Linked DNA regions of Homo sapiens: region 2 is linked to region 1. Evidence: read pairs that join two places in POLR2A ChIA-PET (ENCODE). Cell type or tissue: IMR-90. All regions are shown on one strand. Links, peaks and the distances in the headings refer to the core of each region. The heading gives the core; the rest is flanking DNA.

The links. Peaks named below come from ENCODE experiments on the same cell type or tissue, not always from the same donor. Only the 100,000 strongest peaks of a DNase experiment are listed, where the experiment ranks them.
Region 2: POLR2A ChIA-PET joins it to region 1 with 5 read pairs; 2 of 35 experiments call an interaction of 5 or more read pairs at or near these places.

Annotation. Positions count from the first base shown.
Region 1 is chr3:152,143,027-152,147,432 of GRCh38, forward strand. The region is part of intron 2 of LINC02917 (long intergenic non-protein coding RNA 2917); the gene reads right to left. Among named protein-coding and RNA genes, the nearest start is that of LINC02917, 60 kb to the right of the region's middle. In IMR-90, for the core only: no CTCF peak of the experiment used is centred there; no DNase peak of the experiment used is centred there.
Region 2 is chr3:152,316,092-152,320,497 of GRCh38, forward strand. All of the region lies in intron 2 of MBNL1 (muscleblind like splicing regulator 1), which reads left to right. Among named protein-coding and RNA genes, the nearest start is that of MBNL1-AS1, 49 kb to the left of the region's middle. In IMR-90, for the core only: no CTCF peak of the experiment used is centred there; a DNase peak (open chromatin) is centred at 2,080; H3K27ac peaks cover 150 bases.

The DNA of each region.
Region 1 (4,406 bases), core at 192-4,191:
TAAAAAAAGAACTGGTTTGTCCTATAAAGTCATTACAACACTTTTATATTTTTATCCTTTGATTTACCATTATTTGTACTTTGTGATAAACTTCTATAGAATTATCTAGCATAGAAATTAGCTGATGATTGACTGAATTCATCAATTCAGATCAGTCATTTTCCATCAATATTACATCCTGAGGAGGGTTAAATTCAATTTCTCAATTTGACCATCCATATCAGTTCTATAATCTTACCAAAAATACCATTGTTATGTTCATAGTAGGGCAGTAGATATAACTTGCGAAATAAGAGTCAAAAGATACTGGCTCATTACTAGAGTTTCACTCAGTCATTAACAATTAGTCCAGTCCACCATCATATTGTAGGACCAAAGTGACCCACAGTGATGCCACTCAGGTTTGCAGCCTTCCATTCAACCTTGCCAGGTCCCAAAAGCAATTTTACCATCATCTGGTATAATTGAGCTAATAGAGAGTATCAGTTCTTTTACTGAACCTCCCTCAAGGCAGTAATGTAATATTTGACTTATCTCATTGCATAATATATCCACTCATTCCCTTACTCAGCTACTGTTACTCCCTAGCTCTATTAACTGTTTAGTTTTGTCCAAACTTTTTCACTTTTGGAAGAGACATGAGATTTGGCCACTGTGCAGGTCCATATTGCTAACAGCAATAGTAGTCTAGCAAGTGTTTCCCCCATTCCAGCCCCCTACCATCCTCTCTTATTTATTTAGGGTGGGATTACAAAGTCACGTAACTAGCAGGTTATCTCAAACACTAGGCAATACAGCTACATTTTTTACTGACCCTAATTTTGCTCAATAGGGTAAAGGTACGGCCCACCCCATTAGGGCCTTAGGAATTGTGACATAAAGGCGTAAAGGTATAGTTAGTCTTTTGTTTAGAGATCTTTCCCACTTCTGGCACTCATAGTCCCAGGTCTGTATCAGGTAGGAAAAAGGAAAGTTGGAGTAATGGTGGGGAGGTTGGGGTGGGGTCGGAAATAGCGTAGTCACACCAGCATCCTCTCTCATATATTTCTCCCCAAATTCCCCAGAAAAGTAGAATTTATCTAGTGGAAACCCTCTCTTGGACCTCTTCATGTTAAGTGTGAAAACACATTCATGAAGATGTGTAAACCAACCTTTCTTGCTTTTACCTACTCCATTTTAGCAACAAATTGTCCAACTGCCTATTCTAATTCCCTATTAAACTGCTACTCAGAAGATTATATCTCTCGGCCTATTGTTGGACATTATGAGCTGTAAAATGTGTTCCTTGGTCTGAAGAAATGTAACTTAGCAGTCCAAATTGGTGCAGTATCTTCTGTTCCAGTCCTTTTATAGTATTTTGAGCATTTGCACCTACCACTGAGCATGCAAAGCCTAGCCAGAGTGTCTATTCCTGTCAGGGCTCATTTGTAGTCTCCAGGGGCTACCAGCATCAGTCCTACTTGCCAGCTATGTGCAGGAGCTTCCCCCTGGGGACTCTGACCCAAAGCTGTTAACAGTCTCTGTCTTTCTTGTTGGCAGACTGGACAGTTCTTATTGTCAATTTCTTCCTCAGAGTATATAAAAGGAATATGTCTAAGATTTGGCAGATCTCTGCATTGCTGCAGCTCCACTGTCCACACATTTCATGGATCCAGGTGGCCTCCTCGAGCAAGTATACCAGGATATCTATTTGCCACTTCCAATCACCTTCTGATCCTGGTGGGGTCTTCAGATTGGCATCAGCATATCCCACTATAACACAACCCTCAAATTCCCATGGTGATTTCCTTAGGGCTATGCTCCATATGTGTATCCCTTTAATAGGCTAGTTTTCTATTGCCTCTATGCCTAACCCTATGGCCAGGATATTGGCCATCACATATGACTCAGTAAAAACTCAAATATAGAGACAAATAGCATGCAATTCTGCCTGACGGCCTAAGTTATTTTTACCTCTTTCAACTAGAATATCAGCCTTCCAAATAAAGTGTTATCCACTCACATTGGAACTGCCAACTATAAACCAAGGGGCTCTTTGTTGATCAATCAAGAGCTGTTAATAGGCACCATCTAAGTGGCAATAGGATTTGGCAGGTCTTCAGGTGGTTTCAAAGTCAGCTCTAGGAGGAAAAATATTCATGGCACCTCCTCGAATTCCCCCACTAGTAGCATGTTCCCGTATAAACCATTTTCATTTTATTACAGAATTTTTCTGGGCATTGTCTTCTCCATCAGAATGTTTCTTTGACATCACTAAAGACATATGGGTATTTCAGGTTACAAGATTATTTTTTGCTTTGCAGACATAGGAGGTTTTCATTCAATTTCCCAATTTGACCATCAGTATAGGGCTGTATTAAATGGCACACAATAGCAACATAGCTGTCTCTCAGTGGATATTTTTCAGGTCCAAAATCTCAGTGGTCATTACTAGGAAGCACTTACAGTCTTTTGCCATAAGCCCCAATATGTGTTTCACACAGGCTTATTGTACTGAGAATGTATCCATACCAGCACTCCAGTTTCCGGTCTATATTTCAAATTAACCATTTTTCTGGGTTCCCGCAAACTTATTGTTCCTATTTGGTATGTCCAATCAATATAGGAAAATGGGCAGATTGATATACCTTCTGTTTTACAGAAAGTAAGAGAAATATTCCCCAGTCATACAGAATATCCATCTTTAATAATACATTCAGATAAAGGAGATGCAATCGCTCCACTTAAAGTCCATTCAAACATTTCAATTCTTATATAACTTTCCATCTTTAGTTTATTTATTTATTTATTTTGAGACAGAGTCTTGCTCCGTCACCCAGGCTGGAGTGCAGCAGCTCGATCTCTGCCCACTGCAACCTCTGCCTCCCAAGTTCAAGAGATTCTCTTGTGTCAGCCTCCCGAGTAGCTGGGATTACAGGCGTGCACCACCATGCCTGGCTAATTTTTATATATTTAGTACAGCCGGGGTTTTGCCATATTGGCCAGGCTGGTCTCGTACTCTTGACCTCAAGTGATCTGCCCACCTTCGCCTCCCAAAGTGTTGGGATTATAGGCGTGAGCCACTGTGCCTGGCCTCCAAAATTCTTGAGTTGTTGTTGGGTTATAGAAATTCATATCTTCTGCATAATAATCCTGGGTTAGATGTGATTTACAAATTTTTTTTCCTATTCTGTAGGTGGGTTGTCTTTTCACTCTCTTAATAGTGTCCTTTTTTTTTCTTCTTCTTCTTTTTCGTTTTAATAGATAGAGACTTGCTTTATCACCCAGACTGGAATACAGTGGCACAATCTTGGCTCACTGCAAGCTTTGTCTCCCAGGTTCAAGCAATTCTCCTGCTTCAGCTTCCTGAGTAGCTGGCTTTATAGGTGCTCTACAACACCAGGCTAATATTTTGCATTTTTAGTAGAGAGGGAGTTTCGTCATGTTGGCCAGGCTGGTCTTGAACTCCTGATCTCAAGTGATCTACCCACATCGGCCTCCCAAAGTTCTGGGATTACAGGCATGAGCCACTGCACCTGGCCCCATCTTTAGTTTATTAATCATTGCATTGCTATATCTTCCCAATCTAACTGTAGGCCGGGTAAGCACTTCAACAATAGGCTTTTGGCCTGTAGTACATGGAGCTTCTATGTCAAGGAATCCTAGACATGTTTCTTTTCTACCCCCTGGCCATTTTACTCACTCAAGTGCATATGGCCTTTGTTCCCCAGCTGGGGATTGGGCTAAGGAATCCAGGCCTTCTCAATAGTCTTTATCTTGCTTAGATTGTAGAACCATCATTACAGGCAATTGAAGGTTAGCTTTCTCATTGTCATTATTTTCTTGTGGCTTTTCATACTACTCTAAACTAGGGTGAACAAAGCAAATTTATTTATGGTCCTTCAATGTTGGGGACCCATAGGGGTTCCCACTGGTCCACTCTACTTCCAAGAGTGTTGCATTAAGACTTTTATCTTCATCCTATCAATGTCTGATTTATTCATCTAATTTCTTAATAACTATTTAAATATTTCTTTTCTTTTCTTTTCTTTTTTTGAGACAGAGTCTAGCTCTATCACCCAGGCTGGAGTACAATGGCACAATCTCCACTCACTGCAACCTCTGCCTCTAGGGTTGAAGCGATTCTCCTGCCTCAGCTTCCTGATTAATGGGGACTACAGGCACGTGCCACCACACCCAGCTAATTTTTGTATTTTTAGTAGAGATGGGGTTTCATCATATTGGTCAGGCTGGTCTCAAACTCCTGACCTCAAGTGATCCACCCATCTTGGCCTCCCAAAGGGCTGGGATTACAGGCCTGAGCCACAGTGCCCGGCCTATTTAAAGATTCAACCATCATTCTCAGCAAACTAACACAGGAACAGAAAACCAAACACCACATGTTCTCACTCATAAGTGGGAGTTGA
Region 2 (4,406 bases), core at 233-4,232, 170 kb after region 1:
AGAAGTACCACTCTCTCCCTGTATTAATACCTTTCAGGGCTTTTGATCTGTAACCTCTTGTCACCTCTGGTTTATCTGGCTTAGCATATGAATTTTGAAGAATGAGGGAGCATAAACAATTATGACTGCCTTTTAAAAAATGCACGTTAAACCTGCGGCCTCAAACTTGTCAGTTCTGAACTTTAACAGTAGAAAAGTGAAAACTCAGCGTTGAAAGTAGAGAGTGTAAGAGATTTTGCCAGTTGGACCACTTTGCTGCAAATACCTATTAGACCCAAACCTTTCTTTTGCCTAGTGATCAGCTATACTAATAGCAAGATCCACTTAATTCCATGTGAGTCAACAGCTTGCATGGCATGCCCACTGTGTGCAAATAGCTTCTCAGGTACTTTTCCAAGCGTCCTGCCTGCACAAAGCAGAAGAGACTTGGAATATATTTATTTATTCTCTCACCCCACTGCTTGCTCTATCACCTAGACCTTCATGCTCCATCACCTAGTCCTGCTTGCTCCATCACCTAGTTGGAATTTCTAAATCAACAGACATGGGCAGATATATATTTTAAAAGCTGTGTGCCTCTGATTAACAACCATTCCTTTAATACTGCTGAGAGGTTCTGGGAACATAGTATTTTTGCCATGACTTCTCAATCTATAGAGAAGATGTATTTATCTCCTAAGGATAAAACCATCTGGAAATTTTCACATGCTCCAGACTTTCAGATAGAGCTGGCTTTGCCTTCTCTTTTTCTTCCTCCTCTTCCTTCTTTTTCTTCTTTTATTTATTTATTTATTTTGCTTTGCTTATTAAAACTATGGATGAATTTTTAAAAAGATTAAGAAGATAAAATAACCTTCTCACCTGCTTAGTAATTTCTTATTCATAGTTAGAAGGTACAGTAACTGTTTCATAACTGTCCCCATTAAATTTCTGATTCAAAAAATATATATTTTTCTTTATAAATACCGTTTCCTATGATTTTTGGTCCCTAAAAAGCAAACAAAAAAAAGCTACTTGATGGTACCTTGGTTGTAGTTAGCAGGTCTCCATTTTCTACAGATCTTCCATTCTGCTTTATTAACTTCCTTTATTAATGACAAATCAGCCAGTTGATAAAATAATGTGTTAACTTTTAAAAGATTCTTATAAATTTATGTGGAGTTCTGTGACTACCTGATATGACTTTGTGACTATTTTAGTTGTATAAAGAATTTCAAATTATTTATTCCTTTAAAAAAATTTTTTTTTCAGAGACAGTCTCACTGTCACTCAGGCTGGAGTGCAGTGGCGCAATCTTAGCTCACTGCAACTTCCACTTCCTGGGTTTAAGTGATTCTCCCGCCTCAATCTCCTGAGTATCTGGGATTACAGGCATGCACCACCATGCCGGGCTAATTTTTGTATTTTTTGTATAGATGAGGTTTCAGCATGTTACCCAGGCTGGCCTTGAAATCCTGAGCTCAAGCGATCCACCCACCTTGGCCTCTGAAAGTGTTGGGATTACAGGCGTGAGCCACCGTGCCTGGCCTATTTTTTGTTTTATTTTTTTAATCTTGAAATAACTCCACAGTTATCTCCAAGTAAGTCTAATATCTTCTCTTTGAATTTCTAACTGATTCTTATTTATAAACCCATAGAATCTGTAAACCCACAAACAAATGATTCTTCATCGATCAAGTTCTGTTTTCAAATAGATGTTCAACGAGATGTTCAAAAAGACGATAAAGGATACATTGTAACCTAAGGACTTTATTTCGTTCATTTGGTCATTTACCTTTTAATTGTAGTGGACTTAAATGTATACAGATTTTCATGTACAACAAGTAGTATCCTTTAGCTGCAACAAATGAATAGATTAGCCTATGTGAATATAGTTTTGCAAAATATTAATGTATGAAAGTAGTCCTAAGACTGCAAGTACTGTTGCTTTAGAACTTCATGCATAAATTGGGTGTGTTGTTACAGGATACAGAGAAAATTGATGGTCAACCTTAGCCTGTAGTATATTTTGACAGTGTGAATGAGTCAAGCAAGCAATTTTCCAGACTGTTTAATGGTACAAAGGAAAGGGCTGCTAAGGAAGTCATTCTTATGACTAGCTGAAAAATATTTTTCTTAGTGACTGTTCTAGAGAAAAACAGGTCACCGTTGGAAGAAAAAAGCAGTCTCACGTTACAAGCATTTTGAAAGTGGTTTGATCATTAAAATGTATTTATCTTACGACAAAACTTAAAACGGATACTGCTTACTATATTTGCAATGTCTTGAAACTCAACAAGAAATTATGTAGCATCATTACAAGTTTTAATTCATGGTAGAATTTTGGAGATTATATTTATTGAGCTATGTTTTTTATTTCATTAGTACAAATAAAACTGCATTTTATTTGTTCTAATGATAAAATGTTTTAAGTTTATAAAATTACTGCAAATGTATTCCACTGTGTGGTTCTAAACTGCATTTGAATTAAAATAGGACTTGATTGATGGAGAATCATTTGTTTGTGGGTTTACAGATTCTCTTCTAGGTAGTTTGAAAAGATTCATTGTCCAGCAGCAACTGTTCACCCAGAGACATAGTGCTTAGCATGAGCTTGATGGATTCAAACCACTGGGTTTATCATTACTACATAGATCTTTGAAAAGACAGGCTGCAAATCTTGTTTCTAAGCTGTGACTAGCTATTATTATGTCAATTTGAAGAACAGAAGTAAAATCAATCCAGATTCAAAAAAAGACACTCTACAGGCATTCACAGACTGCAACCAGTTCAAATTGTAATATCCTGCCTATTTAAAGTCCCCTGATTATTATGATTATTCAATATCATGTTAATATTTAAAACTTGGAATACAACCTACTAACCTTATTTTTATTTGTACTACTGGAAGTTCCTCTAGCATTTTTGAAGTAGCTTGGAAAAAAATTGAGATTCAGTTGTGGTTCTACTTACATTTTTACTAGAGTAAGTTGGAGAGACAAATCAGTGAGTAGTCAAGTCTTCATATAATCAAAGCTTTTAAAATATGATAACAAAAACTTCAGGTGTTAGATTTAGCTTCACGGAAAACCTTTTTTTGGGGGGCCTAAGTTTAAAATGTGTTTTTTCTTTGCATTTTAAAAGATTGCTTGTGCAGTGTTCAATGGTTTTGTTTAGCATTTAGAGATGATTTTTTCCTTTGTCACTTTCCACATTGAACTCTGCTGATTTAGTGTGTTAGAATTGCCATCAGAAGAGTCCTTAGAAATGATGTCATGCAGTTCATTAGTTTTACAGATAGGGAACCAAGGAGTGGTGAGGTTAGGGTTTAATCATATCCATAAAGATCTTGAGGTCATTAGGACCCTTTAAATGTGACTAGTTAAATCACAGCAAAAACTAGAATATATTGTCTTCATTTCAGGAAAATGGCATCATTGACACACCTGACAGATGAAAACTGCTATTAAGGTCGAGTCCAAGTGACAAAACTTTCTTGACTGTTCTGAGGCCTTGGTTACGGTGGCATTAAAGTTCTATACTGTTTTTTTTTTTTTTTTTTTTTTTTTGGCTGGACAACAGACTCTCCAAAAAAATGCATGTGTATACATTATGCTTATTATAAAATTTACTAATAAAATGACATGGAAGACAATTAAAATTATAATAAAATATACAATGCTCAACATTTAAATTCTATATGGCCAATTGATTCTTACAGAATGCCTTTTTGATTTTTGTCCAACTCTTGCATCTGTAGTCAACCTGTGGTCGCAATTGACAGAAGAGTTTAATTCTTTCTTTGTGCTCTTACTCCTGGGTCCCTCATTGTACAGTGATCATCAAATGCAACATCCTTCATGAAAATGAATAGCTTCACTTTTTGGCATTTCCTTCCTTTTTATGTGTCATAGAATACACTACATTATTCTTGATTTTACAGTTAATTTGTAAATTGTTTCTAACCCCCACTAGTTTATAAACTCCTTAAGAATGAGAAGCTTGCATTAATCACTTCTATATATATAGTGTTTTGAATATCCTTGGCATTCATTAAATGTTTAGTGAATTGAATGCGATGTTTCTTCCAGACTATGACCAATAATTGTGAGAAGATTTTATGTGTTTTTAAATTCAACTTTAGAGAATTTCTTTTTGTGTAATAGGACATTTGTTGGACAGCAACATGTAATTACTCATAAAATGTTTCTCTGCGGAGTCCAGCATCCTTCATTTGTGATAGGACTCATCCAGTTAAATTGCTCAGGCACTATAATGGACTATTTATGTTCTGTTGATGTAAATTTCTAGAACAGGCCTTTCCCTGGACTCATGCCATGTTTTGTATGTTATCTTGTGCAGGCAGCACATGGGGACCTAGTCAGGCTTCCTGATATGATAGCTGTATATACAGCCCATGTCTCAGA